Regions from separate parts of the Mus musculus genome. Here all the other regions are linked to region 1. A link is a loop called in an ENCODE intact Hi-C map of the cell type or tissue named here. Cell type or tissue: heart. All regions are shown on one strand.

Evidence for each region. Hi-C counts contacts between places; a loop is a spot of excess contacts. Peaks named below come from ENCODE experiments on the same cell type or tissue, not always from the same donor. Only the 100,000 strongest peaks of a DNase experiment are listed, where the experiment ranks them.
Region 2: it touches region 1 in a loop (3-fold over the local background); 12 of 42 quality-filtered maps call a loop at or near these places.
Region 3: a loop joins it to region 1, with 2.5 times the contacts of the local background. A loop is called at or near these places in 18 of 42 quality-filtered maps.

The regions. Positions count from the first base shown.
Region 1 is chr7:122,666,226-122,674,225 of GRCm38, reverse strand. It overlaps Cacng3 (calcium channel, voltage-dependent, gamma subunit 3), which reads right to left and starts at 2,482. Exons shown (of 4, transcript NM_019430.2): 1 at 2,242-2,482. The coding sequence starts at 2,452. In heart, a CTCF peak has its summit at 6,127 (motif pointing right); a DNase peak (open chromatin) is centred at 3,235; H3K4me3 peaks cover 960 bases; H3K27me3 peaks cover 2,136 bases.
Region 2 is chr7:122,904,700-122,912,699 of GRCm38, reverse strand. No RefSeq gene overlaps it. Among named protein-coding and RNA genes, the nearest start is that of Gm39082, 16 kb to the left of the region's middle. In heart, CTCF peaks have their summits at 3,216 (motif pointing right) and 4,533 (motif pointing right); no DNase peak of the experiment used is centred here.
Region 3 is chr7:122,916,131-122,924,130 of GRCm38, reverse strand. No RefSeq gene overlaps it. Among named protein-coding and RNA genes, the nearest start is that of Gm39082, 4.4 kb to the left of the region's middle. In heart, CTCF peaks have their summits at 2,395 (motif pointing right) and 3,742 (motif pointing right); a DNase peak (open chromatin) is centred at 3,940.

The DNA.
Region 1 (8,000 bases):
ATGCAGAAAACAGAGGTTCCTGCAAATTTCTTGAGCACCCGATGTGTTCAATCCATTAAGAAGAATCTTGGCTTCAAATTTTCGCCAGGCCCATCTAGATGGTAAAAACTTTTCCGGTTCATAATGGTTTATGTATCTTTCCGAATGGAATGCTTTAGAACATGAGACTTAGCTGAGAAAAACTATAAGAAGGCTCCAACAAGTTTTCTCAAAAGAACTGACTAGCCCAAGAACACATCTCCAGTCCTTCTAATTCTTCCCCAATCTCCTTTCTCAGTTACCCGACTGAAGCCATGGAACACTCAGTTGGGGCTTTGGTCCCAGGCATGAACTGTAGGCCTAGAGCAGCATGTCGAAGAGAGGAGGAAATGCTCTTTATGCAGGTTTGAAGAAAGGTTCAGGAAATGTAGGCCCTGATTTTATCCTGACAGACATTTAAATAAATGAGGCAGGGTGAAGAATGTCAGTATCACTGTTTAATTTTACATTTCCAGAATATTTCCAAGGGGCAAAATGACTATAAACCTGATGTACTTCTGTATGGCTTTTAGCTGGGGAAGAACCCGGGTTTTTTTTTTTAATGCCACTTATGTAGGCATCGTCATATATACCAATCACAGCATTGCAAAACTGATTCGATTCATAATTGCCAACACAGCAAAGGGAATGGTGGAAATTCTCCAAGGTGAATGACCTCATGCTAGCCGACTGCAAATGGTCAGAAATAACCACATTTTAGAATTTCTGTCAGTTTACTGGCTGCAGTGTACGCTTCAGTAGTTCTAACTCAAGACTATTGATTCTGAATCAGTCATTTCTTGGGTTAACTGAGAGTTAAAAGGGACAAATCTCTTAGCTAAGAGTATAGAGACCATTTGCAGCAGTACTTGGTGTTTTCTGACTTCACATGAAGTAGCCCTTTCCCTCCTGGGTTTCCCACCAGTTGCAAATCTGTGTTGGAAACAGAATCAACTGTAGTGGCGCTATAGGCAGGAGAGTTCAGAGCGTCAGGACGTGGGAAGGAGGCCAGAGAATGATGCAATATTACACTAGCAAGTGATGTCATAGCATTAGTTCCCAAGTCATTTACATAAATGCGAGTTCCCAAGAAACCCTGAGAAATGCCACAGGGAATGCAGGGGGAGGAACCAAGGGAGATCGAGGGGAGGGGAGGAAGCCTGTATTTTCCTGACTATCACTGTGATAAACTTCACTGACTTCCTGGAAGCCAGAGAAACAGCAAAAATCAACCAAGCAGACAAAATCCCTTCTTAGTGGCCCTTTAATCTAGTGGCTCCCTTAGGTAGCAGGTTCACAAAGCTTTGATTTTCTTCATTATTTTTTCACTCCTTGTGATACCCAGGTATTGTCCACTGAAACTGACAGTCACTCTTCAAGTGGTGAAGCAAGTTTAGTAGTGACATAGGCTACCTAAGAGCTCCACATTCTAAAATGGCCTGCCCACCTCATTATAATTTAGAGCAAATCCTCTAATTTTTAAAATTAGAAGCAATGAGATGCAATTCTCAGAGTCAGTCTTATCTAAATGTCAAGGAAATACATTTGCTGGTGATGGGCGTGATTTATGAATGAAGTCAGGTGGAGAGCAAACACCAAGACTTCAGTTTTATTTTGAGCCTAAATAATGAAACACTTATTCATAAAGACATTTTCTTTAGATGTGAGGGTGTGGGGATTAGGGCTTACATATTGTTCCCTAGTATAAGTTAACAAAGGGAGTTCATGACAATGTCTAGTTGGACCAAACTCAGAAGAGGCTGGTAAGCTTTTATTGATTAAAAGATAAAAAACCAGATCAGAGTGCTCCAGGTTAGATCAGTCCCTCAGCACCTTCCTGTCTTCTCTGCTTCCATTCCTTAATAATCCCCATTCACCAAAATGTAATTAAACAAATCCAAAGTCTCCTTCTATAGACAGAAATCCAAGCAGTGCACAACATGCTTAGAGACTCGGGATTAGAGGCTTTCTCAACTGCAGAAGGTGTTTAAGAGCGTTACAAAATCACATCACATTTGGCATAGACCAAAACCAATCAACAAGACCCAACCCTTCCATCCACACAGCACCAGGCTCCGTGGAAGCATAGTCTGGACCCTCACATATTTCCAACAACAATTAAAACTATTTTTCTTCCCCTCCATTGCCTCTATTTCCCCCCCAACACATGTCAGGACATTAGAAGCAGATCATTCAGAGCCAGTGAGAGGAATTTGTAAGTACCTTCCAAGCAGCAGGTCCTCCACAACCCGGAGTGGGTCATTACTTCTTCATTCTTCCTGCTGGTTTCATTGTCACTTGTAGATTTAGTCCTGCACACACCTCTGGAATATAGCCAGTAGTCCGTGCCCACTGCAATGGTCATTAAACTAAAAGCTGCGAAGGCTCCTACAGTAGTGATCAACATCTGGATACCTCTGTCACACATCCTCATAATTCTTCATGGTACTCTGAACGGCTGGGGGTTGGAGGGGTAGATTCAGTGACAGACGGGAGAATCACTCTGCAGCTGGGTAACCTAGGACGGCCTCTTCCAAAAATCCAGATCTCCTTTTGTCAGCATCCACGGGGACTTTGGGAAAGCTGGGATTTCCTGTCTTGGGCTCTCTCCAGTTCCCCGAGTCCTCTATGGCCCTCGGGAGGGTGCGGGCTCCAGGGGGTTGGTCCACATCACTGCCGCGGTCAGAGGATTCCTGGGTTGCTTTCATTCCTCAGGAGCTTGGTGAGGACTAGCGTTTGTGCAGGGCATGGCTTCGGAGCTTGGAGCTGCCAGCTTGGTTTGAGATGCGCCTGGTTTCTCACAGCCCCGAGAGACTCAAGGCAAAAGAAACCCAGAGAGGTCTGGTGTGTGAGCGTGTGAGCGTGTGTGCGTGTGTGCGCGCGTGTGTGTGAGTGTGTGTGTACGTGTGTATGTGTGTGTGTGCGTGTGTATGTGTGTGTGAGTGTGTGTTTGTGTGTGTGTGCGCGCGTGCGTGCGTGTGTGCGAGCGCGTGTGCTGGGGGTGAGGGCGGATGGCAAAAAATAGCTCTGCTGGGAGGCGAGTCGCTGAGAAGAGTGTTCACTGCTTCCCCAGCCTCCCAGGAAAGCTCTCCGCCTGCTCTCCACACCCCCGCGCAAACTGGAGAAAAGGGAGAGTCCTGGGGCGGGGGCCGGCCACTTGCGTCGGAGAGCTGAGGTCCGTGGTGCTGAGCGGACAGCTCCTCTCCTGTTGCCCAGCCTCCCACTTCTCAAGGCCGGGTCGTTGGAGGTCCGTGGTGCTGAAGGGACAGCTCCCCTTGCCGCTGCACCGTTCCTCGTGGTCCTAGTCTAGGAACTCCGGGTGCTGAAGGGTCCCTTCCCTAACACTCTCCTAGTGCGTTCCTAGAGCCAGCCAGCCAGCTCAGCTCTGCGTACTCAAGCCCACAACCAAGCAAAGTTTCGGGAGCCCAGGGCAATCAGCATCAGGGCTTCAGGGCACTGCAGTACGGCGGATCCGGCTCCTCAGAGGGAAGGGTTAAGGACAAGGGCCCACAGCGCACTCTGGCGCGCGCGTTATCTCAGAGCCCACCCCACGCAGCATTCTCTAATCAACCCTCCTCCTCATCCCTGAGCCCAATGAGCCAGGCAACTTTGCTCTTTGCTGCAGGAGTCCACTAGGGAGACAGAAGCCGGGAAAGATCTAATCTTTTTAAAGGGATGGGAGACTGACTGGTGGCTCACTTGGGTGGGCAAAATGTTGTCTATGTGTATTTGTCTCAATTTCATTCCTCAGAAAACAAACCAATATGTCTACCCTCCTGTCTCCGGAGCTCAGATTTACACAGGAGACAGTGTGCTTACATCAGACCCAGAACCATTCATATGTATATGTGAACATATATACCTCTAAAGGGCTGAAGGAACTAAATGTACCTAAACTGTTGTTTACATATCAGGGACCTTGGATGAAGGGATGTAAAGGTTTGATTTCTGAATACACTTCTTAAATATTTTCACACTTTTACATTTGAGGGGGTGGTGAATTCAGGATGAGAGAGCATTGAAAACGTCAGCTTCTCTCCAAAGGCCCTGGTGCTGTTCATTTGTTAACATCTTCTAAGTCAGACCAGGATGCAGGTGTAATTAGGTCTGGGCTCCTTGCTTGCCCAAAGCACAAATGTCATCACACACCTGTGAGTTCTTTCCCTCAGAAATAGCAAATGCTGAAAAGAACTGGCACAGACCAGCTTCCCGGTTCCATATGTTCTAGCATATAGATAAGGACACACACTAAGTTGACTTCAGGCATTCCACCGAATTGCTCTGACCAATTATTTTCTTGTGGGCTGACAGGTAGTAACACCCATTTGGATGCTTGGAATTGAGGCTGCATGCGCTATTTCTACAACCCATGAGATGTGCCCACAACCAGCTGTCATAGTTGAGTGTTATTTAACTGGACAAACATATAATGGAAGGGGATCACAGACATCTCCATTCCCCAGGATGCCATTTCTGGCTGTATGAGAGCTTCTATTCAGGTAACTGAGTAGGGGCAATATACTGAAGAAGTCTCAGACTTGGCTCACAACCTTTTTGTTACTTTGATATTTTTATTTTTATGTTAATGTCATTTGAAGATTTGGTTCTTGGTGTTATATATACATATGCGTGCACATATAGGCTTATTTGTATAGTTGTGTTTATGTCTAAATGAGTACTATGGTCAATTTTGTCATGATTTCTGAATGCCTATGAATTTGTTGCAGACATAAAGTAGATATGTGAGTATATGTGTACACACACATGGTGCAGTTTGTAGGGTCATGTGATCGTGCTTTATATAAATACACAGCTGTATGTATGTATGTATGTGTGTGTGTGCGAATATGCAGGTACAGTGTGGATTTGTCTGTTTATATGCATTGAGTTGTATATATGTATGTCACATTTATACTGACAATTTAACATATAACAAAATGAAATGCATTTTTAGGGCCAAAACCATAACTAACAAGACTAGAAACACATGGAAGGCAATGGGGGAAAGATACATGAGCCTTCCTGTAAGGAGCAGGAAGAACAGTTCAAGGCCATCCTAGGTTTTCTAACAAGTTTGAGACCAGCCTAAACTACATTAAGACCATTTCAAAAAAAAAAAAAAAAGAAGAAAGAAAGAAAGAAAGAAAGAGAAAGGAAGTTAGCAATCACTATTATTTGTATTAACAACAAAAATAATAGTGATCAAGAATGTCAATACTAATGTATAGAAAGAAAATATCTAATAAAAATAAATAAAATAAGAAAAAAAGAATGTCAATACTAATAACTGAGAAACAGATTTTCTGTATAAGAAAAAAATACCATGCCTAGAATGCCGGGATTACAGGTATAGCTTTCACACACAGCTTGATTGATAACTATCAATTTAAAAGGCCACATAGTTACATGAAGGTGAAGTTGGTCTTTCCTGGGAGGTTTTATAAGATAGGAGGATATTTTCTTCTCACTCTCAGAAGTTTAAATAATATGAAGTAATTAATAACAATCAAACAGACCTTCCTTGATCTGTTTTATTCTTCTCTCACTCCAGCAGAGGTGGGAAAGGTGCACTCTGTAGCAAGGCAGTGATGGTGGGAGGGCTTTGGCCTTAGGGATAGTGCACTCCATGACTCCATTCACCAGACGCACAGCAAAGCAACGGTAGCCCCAGATCCACATCCTCAGATTTGTAACAGAAAGCCACACATACTGGGTGTCTAGCTGATAGAACCAAGTACCCAGGTAGACTACTGAGAAGAACAGCCAAGTGCTCATGTGGACAAGGAAAACAATCATACTCAGAAAGCAGAAGAGAAATGGCTGCAATGCCCAAGAATAGAGCTTTGTGCTATAGCTTGATGACATTAGATCATCCTTGGTAACCTTTGTGCAAAGCCAAAGCTAATTTGAATGTGAGGGCATTTGGAACATGTCAGAGCATCTGACTGAAGTGAGAGCCAGAGGCAGGGAGCCCATCACTTAGATCCTAACAACTTCTCCTGGTTTACTAGCGGGGAGGACCTCAGTCTTTTATTCAGTAACACCTGTAGGTGTGCACATGGGTGTGTGGAATCTGCTGCTGGGCCGAGAGAGAATCGCACATTCTCACCACTAGAGGGCTCTTTCATCGCAATTCAAAGCATCCTCTTAAGGAAATGGAGCCAGAGGCTTCCTCCCTGTTTGCCAATGATCCTTTCTGACCCTGCTCATCTGGCAGGAGACTCAGAAGGCATTCTGACAGCTTTAAACCTGTGCGTCTTTCTCTTATTGAGACTTTTTTCTTCCACTGAACTCTTAGCTTGCCATTAACAGCCATAGTATATTTATTTGTGCCTTTTTTCATCTGTTAGGGTTCCACTTATAAAAGTATTGTTAACAGCTAATTCAATTGCATAATTTTTTTGAGTGCCCACCATGTATAAGCCAGCCAGCTCTGCACTTGGGACAATGACGTAAGTCTCATTCTCCAAGGAGCAGGAGAAGCTATATCATCGAGCACGTTTTATCTGCAAGCGCCAGAAACTCACTGGAGCTCACTTGAGAAAATGGGGAGTGTAGCATAGAAATATGGAGGATGTTTTGAGGAACCCAAAGCCAAAAATGAAATTAGAATTGAAATCAGACTCGGAATCTTGAAGTAAAAGCCACTGAGATCCTTGATGGCTCCTGTGTTTCTCAGCTGTGCCTCCTTTTAAGTTCGTAGAAGAAAAAAAAAGGTTTTATCTTCTGTGTTGCACTCTCACTGTTAATAACACCTGACCTAAGCAGCTAGCAGGATGGAGGTGGTGGTGTGTGATCTACTGGCTCCTGGATTCAGAGGTCTCAATCCATAATTCAGAGAGAGCCTGCTAGATCAGGGCAGCTCACACTATGGAAGACAAAAGGCAGAGAGGGAGGGAGGGAGCAGGAAGAAAGAGCTTATCCAAGAGGGAAGAAAGGAAGAGATGAGGAAGAGTGAAGGGGGGAGGGTGAGTGCCCTCAGCCTATGGACTGCCTGAGAGCGAATCTTCCCCTTTAGGTTAATGTCTCTGGAAATGACCTCACTGATAAACCCAGTTATGGGGTTTACGAATCTCCCAGGTGCTTCTCTAGTTAATCAATTTGATAATCAAGCTCAACTCTCACATCTTCTTTATTATTTGATCTTCAAGATGGGAGTTAGATTGAGCTCCAACTTAGAATACCCAGAATTGACAACCTAACTGGTTGAGCTTGTGTTGTGATATTAAACTGTTACCAATCAAATGAGCTCAGAGGGAGGGGATCCTATGATACAGTCTGGCTAAGAGGACCATGCCCTGTGAGCTGGGGAAGGGAGGTAGCACACAGTATCCCAACACTACAGATAGAAGCCAAGACACATAGATTTGGCTCAAGGAAGCAGATATAGAATTTAAGCATCTTGTAAAAATAGCAAATGGGTTCTAGAGAGATGGCTCAGCAGTTAAGAGCACTGGCTGCTCTTCCAAGGTTCAATTCTCTGCAAACCCAAATGGCAGTTCACAACCATCTGTACTCCACTCCCAGGGAATCTGATGCTCTCTCTTCTGGCCTCTATGGCCACCAGGCATGCACATGGTACATAGACATACATGCAGGTAAAACACCCATACACATTAAATGAGTAAGTAAGTAAATATTTAAATGTCAAAGATAGAATTGACATTATTCAATTACTATATCTAAAGCAGAAGAGGGGGTAGGGTGGAGTAAGTTAAAAGACAAACTGAGTGCCCGGGTGCAGAAAGACAAGAGGGTCTAGGGTAGCTGGAATTTTATCTCAGCTCTTTCTATCCTACTTGGTTTAAAATCTTATGCAAGCATATTTTGGTAAGTGTTCAAAGTTAATTAAAAACTAAATGCAAACAAGAAGCAGCAAGCCACCAGTCCACTGTTCTCAGCCACCTCTTGATTTATCAGCACAGAAATGTCAACTGTTTGGGTAAGCTATTCCTAATGCCTGGGCTTCTTCTCTCTGCAAT
Region 2 (8,000 bases), 240 kb before region 1:
CAGCTGCTGCTGATTGCCAGATCTGCCAACAGCAGAAACCAACACTGAGTCCCAGATATGGCACCATTCCTCGAGGTGACCAGCCAGCAACCTGGTGGCAGGTTGACTACATTGGACCACTTCCTTCGTGGAAAGGACAGCGTTTTGTTCTTACTGGAGTAGATACTTATTCTGGTTATGGATTTGCCTTTCCTGCACGTAATGCCTCTGCTAAAACCACCATTCACGGATTGACAGAATGCCTCATCTATCGTCATGGTATTCCACACAGTATTGCTTCTGACCAAGGAACTCATTTCACAGCCAGAGAAGTACGACAGTGGGCCCACGATCATGGAATACACTGGTCTTACCACGTTCCCCATCATCCTGAAGCAGCTGGTCTGATAGAAAGATGGAATGGCCTTTTGAAGACGCAGTTACAGCGTCAATTAGGTGGTAACAGCTTGGAAGGCTGGGGTAGAGTTCTTCAGAAGGCAGTATATGCTTTGAATCAGCGCTCGATATATGGTACAGTTTCACCCATAGCCAGGATTCATGGGTCCAGGAATCAAGGGGTGGAAAATGGAATAGTTCCACTTACTATCACCCCTAGTGACCCTCTAGGAAAATTTTTGCTTCCTGTCCCCATAACTCTAGGTTCTGCTGGCTTAGAAGTTTTGGCTCCAGAGAGGGGAGTGCTCCTACCAGGAGCTACAACAAACATTCCATTGAACTGGAAGCTCAGACTTCCCCCTGGTCATTTTGGGCTTCTAATGCCCTTAAACCAACAGGCTAAAAAAGGAATAACAGTGTTAGGAGGGGTGATAGATCCAGATTACCATGGGGAAATTGGATTACCTCTTCACAATGGTGGTAAGCAAGATTATGTCTGGAGTGTAGATGATCCCTTAGGGCGTCTCTTAGTACTACCATGTCCTGTGATTAAAGTCAATGGGAAACTACAACAGCCTAATCCAAGCAGGATGACAAAGGACGCAGACCCATCAGGAATGAAGGTATGGGTCAATCCTCTAGGAAAAGAGCCAAGACCTGCTGAGGTTCTGGCTGAAGGAGAAGGAAATACAGAATGGGTAGTAGAGGAAGGTAGTTATAAATACCAATTAAGGCCACATAACCAGTTGCAGAAACGAGGATTATAAAGTAATATGAATGCCCACTGTAAATTTACTAATGCGTTTGCAATTGTACGAGGGATAGTTATATCATGTTAGGCGTATTTACAACCTTGTTATTGTTTCATGTGAACATGAGATATTATTTGTGTCAAGTTGACAAGGGGTGGATTGTAGTGGCTATTCCTGGTTGTCAACTTGACAATATTTGGAATGAACTACAATCCGGAATTGGAAGGCTCACCAGTGACCCTTATCTGGAGGCTTGGAGATCCTTATCTGGATCTTGGTTTGAAGATCTTGAGCCACAGTGGCTATGGATTCCAGAAGATTGAATCTCCGAGTTTAAGGAACACACCTTTAATCTGGGCTACACCTTTCATCTGGGATTAAAGGTGTGGCGGAACACACCTTTAATCTGGGCTACACCTTCTGCTGGAGACAATATAAGGACATTGGAAGAAGGGAGTCTAGCTCTTGCTCTTGCTCCTGCTCCTTCGCCTGCTTGCTGTGTGAGACTGAGTAACTGCTAGATCCTTGGACTTCCATTCACAGCTGCGACTGAACAATTGTTGGGAATTGGGCTGCCAACTGTAAGTCATCAATAAATTCCTTTACTATCTAGAGACTATCCATAAGTTCTGTGACTCTAGAGAACCCTGACTAATACATTCCCCATCCCCCAAACACACATGTACACACTCCAGTGTGACCAGGAACACATGCCTCCCCCTGTTTGGGTCCAGCCCATCTTTGAATCTCATTTCTCTCATCTGTTAAATGAGTCTGGAGGTAGATTGCTTTGCAAGGTATCTTTCATTGCTAACGTAGACATGGTTTTCACTCTTTCCCTCTGACGTCGGCCCTGGATGTACATAGAGTTACCTACCTTGTTATGTGCTCATGTCTGCCATCACAACATCCCCGTCCACTTTCCAACCTGGACTCCAGAGAGATACATAGGAAATGATCCCAGAAACTGAGAGTCATTGGTACCTGTAAAAGTAACTTTTATTTGTCTGATGTAACTGTTGTCTCGGAGGCTTACTGCTGCCATCAGCTAACCTAGGCCTCGTCTTGGAAGCTTCTAGCCTCCATGCAATCTAATCTAGGCCTAGAATGTCTTCAGCTTCTGAGACTTGCTGCTTAACAAGCTCACCTTTTCTAGCTCTTTCTGAGCTCTGGCTGGCTGGTTCAACTCAACTATTCTGGCTCAAACTCCTTTCCTAGCTGGCTGATTCGAACTAGCTTCTCAGCTTCTGACTGAATTGCTCTGCTTGGCCTCAAACTATCCCTAGCAATCTGTTCGAATCTTCTGGCTCCTTCTCTTTCCCTGGCTTGTTTTGTCTTCACCTGTGTCTAGCTTGTTCTCTCTTCAACCTGACTCTGTAAAAGTGTTCTATAAAAACCGTCTCTGAGCTCCACTAACTGAACTGTCGTGAATTCCACTCCACTGCACTCACTGCCTCTCAACTCGCTGACTCAACCGCACTGACTAAACAGAACGGACTACAACTCAGAGATCTGCGTGCCTCTGTCTCCTGAGTGCTGGGATTAAAGGTGTGTACCACCATGCCTAGACCTAAGCTTTTCTTTACCTGAAACTAGCTCTATATCAAGGCTGGTCTTGAACTCAGAAATCAGCTTGCCTCAGTCTCCTGGGATTACAGGCATGTCTGTATTCCAGCTGGATCACAGAGACCTAGAAGGTCTTTGGCTGTGATCTCTTGCCAGAGCAGCCTCATTCTGAGTTAATATTTCTATACAGGTAAGAGCGAGGGAGGCAGAGTCCCTCTAATCTGTTCCTGCTCAGACAGGGCAGTTGCTATAATTGCTCACAGGAGGTTTGGCTCACATCCCTGGGAAGATGCGAGAGACCAGCTTGGTCCATCACTAGGGACAGTCCCTCTTTGAACTGGTGGGTATAGGCTAGCAGTACTTCCAGGTCCTCTCTGGATTCAGATCTACTTTCCAATCTCTACAGCACTTTCAAAGTACGTGTAAGAGTATGCGGGCGTGAGAATCTGAAGCAGAAGACCAGTGTTAGACTCTGCTTTTGCTCTGTGAGAAAAATTTAGCTGAGTTGGCCTAATCCTATCTTGACCAGGCGGGGGCACCCCCTTTCTGTGTCCTTGATAGTGGAGAGCTGGTTTTGAATCTAGATCCCATAGCTCGGCCCGGCAGCAGCTTCCTCTCCCTCTAAGAGAGCTGGCCTTCACAGGTCATAGATATTCGTCCCAAGTTTAAGGCTGTCTCCAACAGTTTTTGATCCAGCAGCGGAGGAAGAATCTCTTGCCTGCAGGAGCCCAGGAAACACGCGTTTCTGGACTTGACTTCTTGGCCTATGCTGGGTTTAGGTTCTCCAGAAGGGGTGACTGAAGAAATAGAGTGAAAACGGAACCGGAAGTCCATTGGTGTTGCCTGAGAACCTGTCGGGTCGTCAAGGCCACGTGGCTGGTGCTCTGCTGTGAAGTCTTTGCTGAGAGCCTGATGCAAGGAGCTGTGAGGGCCTCGGAATCGGTGTAAACCGACACCTTGCTGGCAAAGGGTAGTGTTTAATTCATAACTAAGACATAGATATGGACTGTTTTGATCTGGGCATGATGTCATGTTCTTACAATCTCAACACTCAGGAGTCCGAGGCAGGAGGATCATGAGGTTTGAGTCCATTTTGGGTTACTATAGAGAACCTTAAACAAACAAAACAAACAAAGACAAGGAAAGAGTTTTAAAAAGGCAGGAAGGAAGGAAAGGAGGGATGTGAGAAGGAGAAAGGAAATAGAAGGAGGAAGGGAGAGAGGACGGGAAAAAAGAGGAGGGAGAAGAAGGGGAAGGGAGGAAGGGGAAGGGAGGAAGAGGAAGAGGAGGAAAGGAAGGGGCAGGGGCAAAAGGGGCAGGGGCAGGGGCAGCAGAAGAGGGGGAAGGGGCAGGGGAGGAGGGGTCAGGGGAAGGGGCAGGGGAAGAAGGGGAAGGGGCAGGGGAAGAGGGGGCAGGGGAAGGGAAAGAGGGGGAAGGGGCAGGGGTATGTGAAGGGGAAAGGGAAGGGGCAGGGGCAGGGGTAGGGGCAGGGGCAGGGGAAGGGGAAGAACTTATCTTTAGTGGCTGGACTGGAGGTCTGCAGTCTGGGCTTTCTGAGGTTCTGAGAGGGACCTGTCTCTTGCCCTCTCGTACCTTCTGGTAATTGCTGGAAATTTTTGACATTCTTGATCTCTGCCTTCATCTTTGTCATGCATCTCTTTTTAATTTTTAAAAAGATTTATGTTTTTATTATATATACAGTATATATGTATATGCACATTATAGATTTAGAATATCTATATAAGTATATAATTATATATAAACATATATATTACATATCATATATATCAGTGTACATTATATATACATATATTATATATATGCTTGCATGTATGCCTGCAGGCCAGGAGAGGGCACCAGATTACATTATAGATGGTTGTGAGCCACCATGTGGTGTCTAGGAATTGAACTGAGGACCTCTGGAAGGGCATCAAGTGCTTTTAGCCTCTGAACCATCTCTTCAGACCTCCTATACATCTTCATTTTAAAATTTCCCCTGTTTATAAGGACAGTGGTCATACTGTCGTAGACTCTCAATGACCCGTTTGTGTTAATTACTTCTAATTCTGTCTCCAAATAAGCTCATATTCAAAGGCAAGGGGTAAGAACTTCAGGACTTCAACTTATGTTGTTGGCTAGGGTATAAGATCGAATCCACACTGTGCAGTTTTGCAAGACACATGTGAGCCCCTAGAAGCCAGTCCTGCTGGCATCTGGAGGAGCAGGCATGCTGGCTTGGAAGGGGGTTCTGGGTTTGAGATCAACAGCATTTACTTCCCAGTGGCTTTCCAAGGATGGCTGATCTGAGGGGGGATTTGTTCACATAGTCACAAGGCTGAAGTGTTCCACGATAGGCTGACTGTTAGAAAAGAAGCTGGCCTCCTAGCTTGGTTCAAGAAGCTACAAACCTCAGAATGAGGGAGGCTGATGATACAGCCCTCAGTCAAAAGTAGAACTCCTGAGAACTCCCCGAGCAGGGGATATTGGTGTAAGCCTTAAGAATAAGACACTAAAGAATCAGAGTATGAAGTAGGGTGGGGACAGCAGAAACTCACCTGCCGATGATGCTGTTCCATCCCCTCTTATCCTGAGGCTGATTGGATGATGCCAGCTTGAAGGCAGGTCTTTCTCATCTGCCAATCTTCTCCGGAAAAACCTTCACAGACACACCCAGAAGCAACACTTTACTAGATCTCTAAGCATCCTTCAGTGTAGTCAAGTGACTCCTAGCATTAACCATCCTGATGACCTGAGATCCTAAACACATGTATAAAACTGGCACACCCTGTCTATAAATCTTAGCACCTGGGAGGTGGAGTCAGGAGGACCAGATGTTCAAGGGCAACCTTGACTATGCAGTGAGTTTGAGGACAGCTTGCATTAGCAAGAAACCCTGTCTCAACGACAACAAAACCCAACTAAAGCTCACTTGTCTCTCCCAGTTTGCGAGGCCTTCAGAGTTGAGCTAATTAGTGGAGTGTTGCTGATGTCAGGAAGAAAAGATTATTACAAAGGGATCTTTCACTGTCCTGGAGCAGAGTGTCCATCTGTCCTGGAGCAGAGTGTCCATCTGCTCCTCCTCCCCTGGGCATTCGGGGCATCCACTGAGAGCATTCTCCCCTCTGGCTTCGTGACAGGTGAAGGTAGATAGGCTAGATCTTAAGTGACAGTTAGTGTATTCACAGAGGACATGGATCTTCTCCATAATGAGTAGACATCCTGGCAGCTCCTGCCATCCTGACTGGACCCATCCTGTGTTCTCTTAGCCTTGACACTCTTCAGGCTCACCCAGGCATAGCAGCAAACACCTCACATTTGCTAGAGTTCTGTCAGTGCTCAGATTTCATACATAAATGAACTGTCATGGAAGCCTTGGGTGGATTCTGTCTCATCAGCCCCGTTTTATAGAGGAAACTGAGATTGTAAAGTCTAAGGTATTGGTCTACTGTCACGTGGCTGAAAAGTGGTAATGGTAGAACTTGAACCCAGGTTGGACCATGAGTTTCCAACATATGGGATCTTCTAAGGGATCTAGAGGGATGCAGGCCTGGTTCTTGGTCCACCTGTGTTCTGTCTCAGCACCGATTCTTGATGCCACAGAAGAGAAACCTTATGATAGAGTTCCTGGATTATGAGCTTTTGGATTTTGATCTTAAAAACAGAGGGTTTGCTTTTTCCATTCATCTTTGCTGGCTCTGTGATGACAACTTTCTCCCCCCTGGCAAGTGGAGGGTGACTCATGTTTAGTTGCCTGGGGGACAGGAGTGGGGAGCAGGAGAGGGTGGCAGAGAAACTAGCTGATCCCACTTATGGACACACCTAAAATAGTCATGTCTGTAGAATCAAAACGTTGAGTGGTGGTTGCTAGGGACTAGGGGCAGAAGGAAATAGGAGCTATTAATCAACATATATAGTGCATTCACGCGCGATGAATATGCTCTGGTGATCACCACGCAGCTCAGTGACTGCAGCCAGCAGTTAGAGGAGCCAGGCATGGTGGCACAGACCTGTAATCCCAGCACTTTGGAGGTAGAGGCAAAAGGGTTGTGACTTGAGGGTCATCCTCAACTACACCAGGAGTTCAAGGCAAGCTTGAATGACACGATACGTTGTCTCAAGAAACCAAACCTAAAAGAACCAACCAGCCAACCTAAAAAAAAAAAAAAAAAAAAAACAACAGCAACAACAAAACCCCAAGACCAATGTTACCTCAAGACTTGATGAGAGGGTAAATCATACGATAAGCACTCTTGCCACAATTAAAAATAGACAAACGGGCTATGTCACATCTGCTTTTATGTCTTCTGTTTCTCATTCCCCGTGCCACCACTACCTTTCTACAAGCCTTAATATCTGAGGGTGGTGGTTAGTCCCCCGCAGGCAGTTCAGGTCTGTCCTTCCAGGATATTTTCTCCCCATAATGATGGCCAGAGAAATACAATGTCAAGTCAGGTGGGATGAGGTACACCTGTAATTCCAGCACTTGGGAGACTGAGGCAGGAGGAGTGTGAGTTTCAGGTCAGCCTGGACTATGTACCAGGATCTTGTCTCAAATAAAAAAGAGAAAGGAAAAGTAACGTGAAACTCTTGTATAACTGAAAAGGTTCTGATAGTCACAGTAAAATGTAATGAACTAATAAGAACATTAAAAAAATCTGAGTCATGAATCCCAGCCTCAAGCTTGCTATATATTGAAGGATGAAGGCCTTGAACTTCTGGTCTTCTTGCCCCCATCACCTGATCCCTGGAATTGCCCTGTGCATCTCCACAGCTAGTTCATGCTTGCTGTGTTAGACTTGAACACAGGACTTTGTGAATGGCTAGGCAAGCATCCTATCACCTGAGCCACACTCCCAACTTTAAAATCCTTAATTCTCACAAGGTTTTATTTAATCCAATATGTCTATACTATTACTAAATGTTTCACCAATATGAAGATTACTATTTTTAAAATACTAAATATTTAAGAATACTAGCATGTGTTTTATGCCCACAGTTACAGCCCATTTTGGAATAACCAGCTTTCAAGTGCTTCATGGTCACACATACTGAGTAGTTATCATACTGGACACTGCGTTGCTACAGCCCTGGCCCTCCATGTTCTGCAGGAATGTAATCGTAGTCTTTCATGTCAGATCATCCTCTTGATTTGAGCTTCTAAGATCAAGACTATATCTAGCTGCAATTTAACCTATTCTGGAGAAATGAGCCTTGTTTTCTTTTAGAGTGGAATCTGTGGCTGGTACTGTGTCAGGGATTCCTTCCGGAAGGAAGCTGTTAAGCAAGTGCTGACCCGTATCCACCCAA
Region 3 (8,000 bases), 250 kb before region 1:
CAGGTTCCTGTGCGCTGCAGCAGTAGAACACCCCCTTCACACCCCCACTGCTCTCCTAGTGCCTTTTGGGGTCACTTCCTAAACGAACTGTTGGCACCTTTCTTCTTGTCTCAGAAACCAAGTGTGTGCAGAACTTTATAGAGAAAGCTACAGGCCTCGATGTCAGGGGTGAGGGACACAGTAGATCTGTTAGAGCAGTGTGGGCTCTGAGGTAATGTAGACCTTAAATTCTAGCTGCTAGATTTCATATAATCTCATTTTCTGGAAGCCGAGGCAGAAGATCACAAACTCAAGGTCCTCCTTCCTGGGCTCCAAATTGAGTTCAAGGGCAGTCTAGAGAGCCTAGACTTGATCTTAAGATAAAAATTAAAAGCTGAAAAAAAAATTAAAAGCTGATAGTTGTGCGTTGCTAGGGCACAGGATTCCCTTTGTAGGTTCTTGGTTACATCAATAGAGAACTTAGAAATGGATTTAAGGAAAAAAAGGGATGCAAAAGCAGTTTGCTGAAATTAGATGCGATCCTGGGTGCCAGGATAAGGATGCTATCTGGAAAGAGATAGAAGAGGGGAACAGAGAGAAGTGAGGGGGTTAAGGATGAGCATGGTGGGGTACCCCTGTTGCCTGTCGTCCTTGCTCATTCAGGGAGGCGGAGGTGGGAGAACAATGAATTCAACACCATCCTCAACTACATAACAAAGCCAAGGCTAGCCTGAGCTACTGGGGACCATGTCACCAAACAAACAAACAAACAAACAAACAAACAAAGGAAAAAAGACCAGAACCAGGCTCCCAGGGAGCCTTCCTTCTGTCTGCCTTCCTTCTCAACTCCGCCTCCAGCGTGTTGTATGTGTTTGTACCACAAAGTTGCCCTTTCTTCTAGAGTCTGGGGCATGAAAGCCCCAGACTTTACTCATTCTGCCTTACAAAAGGGAAAAGATTTAACTTTAATATCCTTTGACGTAGCCTGTAGCCAGCTGGAGTTGCTCAATGTGCTCAAGCACGCAGGATGAATCGACGATAGGAAGAAATAATAACAAACTCGATTTCTTTTATGGTTGTCGGCATACCTTTTAGCTCTGTGGCCAGGCAGGAACAGCACTACTGAATGCCGTCTGTTTATCTTTCCGTATTGTTAGCTTTGGCCAGGGAACACTAGCTAGCTAACTGCACGTACTGTCTTCCACTTGCCCTTCATCTTTGTGGCCAGTTTAAGGCCTCTGTATTGATTCATCTTTAGCCCTGCAGTAGTTATGGCCAGCTTGGGGATCATCATTGCTCTTTGAGAGACCGGTGCTGGGTTATTTTAAATCTAAGTGAGATAAGGCAGTGCTTGGGAATGAGCTACACAGAGCTTGGAGTTCGTCTACGGTAGCACTTGAATCCTGCCTGCTTTCCAATGATCTTATTTTCTGCTAAAATGTCTCCCAGAGGCTTCCAGGTTTGAACATTTGGTCCCCTCATGGTGGCGCTGTTCATCCTGGTAGGGGGTTCTATGTGGAGAGTGGATGAAACCTCGAGTGAATGAGTGTTATTGGCATGAGTACAGCCACGTTACGGACCCTTCCTTTGGTCAGACGTTGATAGTATGTGAAGAGTTCCAGCCACAGCTTCCTCTTCCCAGGTGACAGCAACAAGGGACTGCTCTACAGAAACCCCACCTACTAAGAGTACCTAGTCCTTTTCCTCTTCTTCCTCCCCTCCCCTCCTCCTCCTCCTCCTCCTCTTCCTCCCTCTCATTCCACTGCATATAATAACTGGGCTGAGTTTCTGGACTGCTGATACATCTCCATACGAGTGCATGCCCAGCTCAGCATTTCTGTGTATGTGTCACCCACTTCTTCATTTCCCCATTGCCTTGGTCTGGTTGATCCCAAAGTCAGGCAGGTCTCAGCAGTTATGAAAACCTTAGGAGGTGGGCTGAGCTACAGGGAGTGGGTCACTTGGTGGGCCTTGAGGTTTACAGGCTAGCCCTACTTCTGGCTGGCCTCTGCGTCCCGATCCATCCAGATGTGAGCAAGTTGGAGTTGCTACAGGGCATACAGTAGCCCATGCTCCAAACCTAAGTGCTTCTCCTGTATGCAGCTTCTATTAGGCACTTTGCTAAAGTACTTAATCCCCCTCCCTACTCCAATGTGCTCAGCAGTGACTGTCTGTGGGTAACTGCCTCTAAGGTAGGGCCTTGGGGCATATAAAGAACAGCTCTGCCTTCCTTCTCAACTCCGCCTCCAGCGTGTTGTATTTATCTTCACCTTTTAGCGTTCGGCTGGCCTTTTAAAAAGTTGTAAAACAGGATTTTCTCTCTCCTTATTTTAAAGCCGTGTTCATTCTGATTTAATGTGCGTGGGTATTTTGCTGCCTATATGTCTGTGCACCAAATGTGTGCAGTGCCCAGAAGGGCCAGAAGAGGGCATCAGATTCCCCACTGGAACTGGAGTTCGGATCATTGCTAGCCACGAGTGCTAGGAATTGAATTTGGGTCTTCTGGGAGTGCTCTTAATGAACGAGCCATCTCTCTAGCCCCCAGGACTTTCTCTTTAGTGCTGGAGGAATCTTGCTACAAGGTTCTTCCTCACTTGGTCCAGACACAGGAGTCACCATCTGCCCTTGTAAAGGGACTCAGTGACTGTCCTATTTGTAAAGAGTGTTCTCAACTTGTTACAGATCATTCACTGTGCCATTTGTCTCAGAAAACACTGACATACCGACATACTGACATTCTCATCTCTCAAGTGGTGCCTGGGAAACAGATGGCTGCCCTTCCATGCCTTGACCAGTATCCCACCTACCAGTGGGGGTTAAATGCCAGTGAGCCCATCCTAAGCCAGAAATGCATTTACTGTACCCAGTTGTTGAACACCATGACTTATGATACTGTCAAGCGTTGGTTGTTATCTTCCGAAGCATGGAGCTGATCAGAGCCATGGCTTCCTGCTTCTGCCTAGTGTCAGGATCGAGCACCGTGCTGCATATTTTGTTATTTTGGGAAAGAACCCAAATCTAAAATCTCAAATATAGTTTCTGTTGAGTATGGACCATTTTGGCATCGTCCATCCTGATGTCCAGAAATCTGAGGGTGACTGTTGTAAGTTGAACACTCTGTGACTCACTCAGTGCTGGGCGGGTGTGGTCTTAGCCATCAGCAAATCTTTGTTGTGGGGTTCAGCAAATCTCTGTTGTGGGGTTCAGGGAGTAAAGCCCCAACCTCCAGGCTTTGCTGAATTTTAGAGCAGATGGGAAGACCAGCCACCCTCAAACAAGCTGGCATTTGTAGTGTCCATATGAAGCGATCATTGGGACAGGAAGCAGGAGGTGGAAATTCATATACTAACTCAACATTGAATGCGTGGTCAAATACACAGTGCCAGGCCATCGAACAGCAGTTCCCCGGTTTGAAAAAAAAAATGAGCGTTATAATATGTTTGTGTTATTCCAGGCATACTTGTGGTGGCCTTCATCAGCTTGGCCGTCTCTATGAATTAAACATGAAGGCTTCATAAAGGCAGGCATCGATCATGCTGTGTGGATAAACAAGAGACCTCTAAAATCAAGCAGGCTTGGTGTAAAACCCCAACTCTACCACTTAAGACTTATGTGAACCATGGAGCTTACTTAGTGTGCCTGCAGCTTAGCCACGCTCAAGACCTTGTGGATTCAAAAACCACCCACCGGATAAGTGGATAAACAAAGTTATCCTTTTGTTTACCCTTAAGCGGCTCTCAAGTACCCCGATGGTTTATTATTTGACCACTAGAGGTCAGGCTAACCCCAAGGTTCAACTCACGATAATCTGGTCTCTTGTTTCTGGTATGTTTTCCAAAGGAGCCAAGCAAAGATCTCTTCACAAACCCACTCAGGATGTCATACCCACTTCCCCAGAACACTTTTGCCCCCCTTCAGACTTTACCCCTTGACTAGGAAGATGGGGATCTGCCCGAGGGTGAACACACTGAATGATTTCATTGGAAATCAGCATAACCCAGTGTCACCCCGGTTCCTTCCCCTTTCTGCAGAAGCGGAACCAAGGACAGCTTCTGAGTATAGCTGTGTTTTGGGAACTATTATAAGACTTTCACCCATATTAACTTGAAATCTCTGTGGGGTAGTTGTTCTTCGTTTAATTTTGCAGAGGAAAAGCCAATGTAGGGACACAGTACCGATAGTCTATCAGATTCTACCTGCGATTAGCCTGGGACTGAGTTCTCGCGAGAGCTAGCTGCTGAGATACACACTTAGGATCTGGGAGATGCCAAATAAAGGCTCCCAGTCCTGCCTAGGACCTGAGATTTTTGGTCTTTAGGATGAATTTCCTCCCCCCTTTTTGGGATCTGCTATGATCCTCAGGCTGACCTAGACCATGGTCTCTTCCAGTTCCAGTGCTGGACTTATAAGTGTGAGTCATCATGTCTAACTTGGGGTGACTCTTTGGGGTTTTTTGGGCCAATGGGAGCATGCTGTCCCTCACTGCATTGCCTGTGGCTCTTGGAGGGAGGGGGTCAGACAGACCAAACTCAAATCTCCATGTTGTTGTTTGCACAGTTTTGTGGCCCAACACATACACACTTTACTCAGTCTCAGTTTCTTCCTTTTGAAAATCTAGAAACTTCCTCTTAGTCTACTCTATAACATCTATGGCTTCTGGAGTATTCTTGCTTGGTTTCTACTCTGTTTCTACTGCTAGACAGTTCTGGATTACAGTGGGTACATAAGAACTATCTCCGGGGCCTGACATTCTGTAGTGAGTGTCCTTCAAAGTGTAAGAGTCCCTCTCTCTATATTCCCATGGAAAATGAGTCTGGAAAATGCCCGAGTCAAGGTACTTTATAAGAAATGGAGGTTTGATTAGCTTATGGTTCTGGGGCCAGGGGAGTCTAAGAGTGGGCTGCTAACGTCAGCTGAGGGTCTTGTGGTCACAACATGCAGAAGCATCACACAGTGAGACAGAGTCCAAGTTTCCCCTTCTTATAAAGCTACCGGTGCCACCCTGGGGTCCCATCCTCAGGACCTTACCTAACAGTAGTCACTTCTCCAAGGCCCATTAATATATGACTTTGGGGATTAAGTTTTCTTTTCTTTCTCTCTTTCTTTCTCTCTCTCTCTCTCTCTCTCTCTCTCTCTCTTTCTTTCTTTCTTTCTTTCTTTCTTTCTTTCTCTCTTTCTCTCTCTCTTTCTCTCTCTCTCTCTCCCTCCCTCCCTCCCTCCCTCCCTTCCTTCCTTCCTTCCTTCCTTCCTTCCTTTCCCCCCTCTCTCTTTCTTTTTTATTAGATATTTTTTATATACATTTCAAATGCTATACTGAAAGTTCCCTATACCCTCCCTCTGCCCTGCTCCCCTACCCACCCACTCCCGCTTCTTGGCCCTGGCATTCCCCTGTACTGGGGCATATAAAGTTTGCAATACCAAGGGACCTCTCTTCCCAGTGATGGCTGACTAGGCCATCTTCTGCTACATATGCAGCTAGACATATGAGTTCTAGGGGTACTTGTTAGTTTCTATTGTTGTTCCACCTATAGGGTCGCAGGCCTCTTCAGCTCCTTGGGTGCTTTCTCTAGCTTCTCCATTGGGGGCCCTGTGTTCCATCTTATAGATGACTGTGAGCATCCACTTCTGTATTTGCCAGGCACTGTCTCGTATGAGGCTATGCCAGTGCCTGGGATTAAGTTTTCAACACAAGAACTTTTGGGGAACACATCCCCCTAACCATCCCCCCTTTCCTTCTTGCTCTGGGGACAATCAGGAGGTGCATGGGGTCATGGTTCACAGCTTCAAGTTCTGGATGACATAAACTGGTAGACACAGAGTTGAAACCTGGCAGTTGTGTTCCGTTTGGCTGTAACACCCCACAGTTGTTGGTCATTTCCTGTGCATTTTATCCTTGTCTATATGGAAAAGAGGCTTGGTGTGGTCAGCCATATTCTCTCTGATTCTGCAGACAGAAGGCTATGTCCATCCACCGAAACTCCAGCTTGCATGCTGTATGTGCACGTAGGCTGTGTTCTTAGTTAATTAATTGTGTGTGTGTCTGTGCACAACTGGAGTTGAGGGGACATCTTGCAGGAGTCAGTTATTTTCTTCTACCAGTGTTCCAGGAATTGTCCTTGGCAACAAGTATCTTTATCCACTGAGCCATAGTTTTTGTTGTTGCTGTTGTTTGTTTTTTTAAATAAAAAATTTCAGGCAGTCATGGCAGTGCATGCCTTTAATCTGAGCACTTGGGAGGTAGAAGGGGGTGTATCTCTGTGGGTTTGAGGCCAGCTTGGTCTGCACGATGAGTTCCAGCATGGCCAGAGCTATGTAGACAGATACTGTCTTAAACAAAATAAAACAAATGTTATTATTTTAAGTTCTGTGTATGAATATATGTCTGCGTATGGCCGTGTGTGTGTGTGTGTGTGTGTGTGTGTGCACAGATGTCTGCAGGTGTTGCCTCCCTCCGAGATGTGGTTATGAGCCATCACGTAGGTGCTTGGAATTGCACTTTGGTACTCTGGAATTGCAGTTTCTGCTCTTAATCATTAAGCCATCTCTCCATCCCTTTATTTATCTTTTGAGACAAGAATCTGATATGGAACAGGATGGCTTCTAACTCACTATGCAGTTAAAGATGACCTTAAACGTCTGACCCTTTTTCCCCCATCTCCTGAGTGCTGGGTTGGACCCAGCACTGGCTTGCTTTCATGCCACGCCAGTGCTCTGCCAACTGAGTTAGATCCCCAGCTCCATGCACGTAAAGTTCCCTGTAGTGGCTATTCCTGGTTGTCAACTTGACAATATTTGGAATGAACTACAATCCGGAATTGGAAGGCTCACCAGTGACCCTTATCTGGAGGCTTGGAGATCCTTATCTGGATCTTGGTTTGAAGATCTTGAGCCACAGTGGCTATGGATTCCAGAAGATTGAATCTCCGAGTTTAAGGAACACACCTTTAATCTGGGCTACACCTTTCATCTGGGATTAAAGGTGTGGCGGAACACACCTTTAATCTGGGCTACACCTTCTGCTGGAGACAATATAAGGACATTGGAAGAAGGGAGTCTAGCTCTTGCTCTTGCTCCTGCTCCTTCGCCTGCTTGCTGTGTGAGACTGAGTAACTGCTAGATCCTTGGACTTCCATTCACAGCTGCGACTGAACAATTGTTGGGAATTGGGCTGCCAACTGTAAGTCATCAATAAATTCCTTTACTATCTAGAGACTATCCATAAGTTCTGTGACTCTAGAGAACCCTGACTAATACAGAAGTTGGTACCAGGAGTGGTTCTAGAGTAACAGAAGTACAAGGATGAATCTTTTAAAATACTGGAATTGGCTTGTTGATCCACCAGCACTTTCAACTATTGAAACCTCTCCAGATTCTCTCCCTCCTGGGAACTCAGAGAATTTTGAAGACCCATGGTTGAAACTATATTCCGAACTTAAAGAAGCTAATGACCTTGATTTTCTTAATGAATTAGGTGATTCAGTGCACAAAGCTTTCTACAAGATGGGGAAAAAATCGGAAAATGATTTTACTGGCTGGCTGCTCTTAGTATCTGTGGAAAAAATGATGAATGAAAAGAAGGAGTTGTGTGATAAAATCGAAAGGCTCCAGACACAAGTAAACGATCTAAAAGTTGCTAAGTGTGTCCTTGAGGAGAATCTTCTCTCTTGTAGCAATAGAGCTCAAGTTGCAGAAAATCAAACAGAAACTCTCATTGTGAGGTTGGCTGAACTACAGCGAAAATTCAAGTCTCAGCCTCAGAGTGTGTCGACAGTTAAAGTAAGGGCTCTAATTGGCAAAGAATGGGATCCTACAACATGGGACGGGGATGTGTGGGAAGACCATGTAGAAGCTGAGAATTTTGAATCTTCAGATTCTCAAGGGTTTGCCCCACCTGAGGAAGTAGTACCCTCAGCCCCACCCCTTGAAATAATGCCTTCGCCACATGAGGAAATTAATTTTGCAGAGTCTGATAAACCAGCAATGACTTTCACTACTGATGTTTCTCGAGGCCCACCAATAGT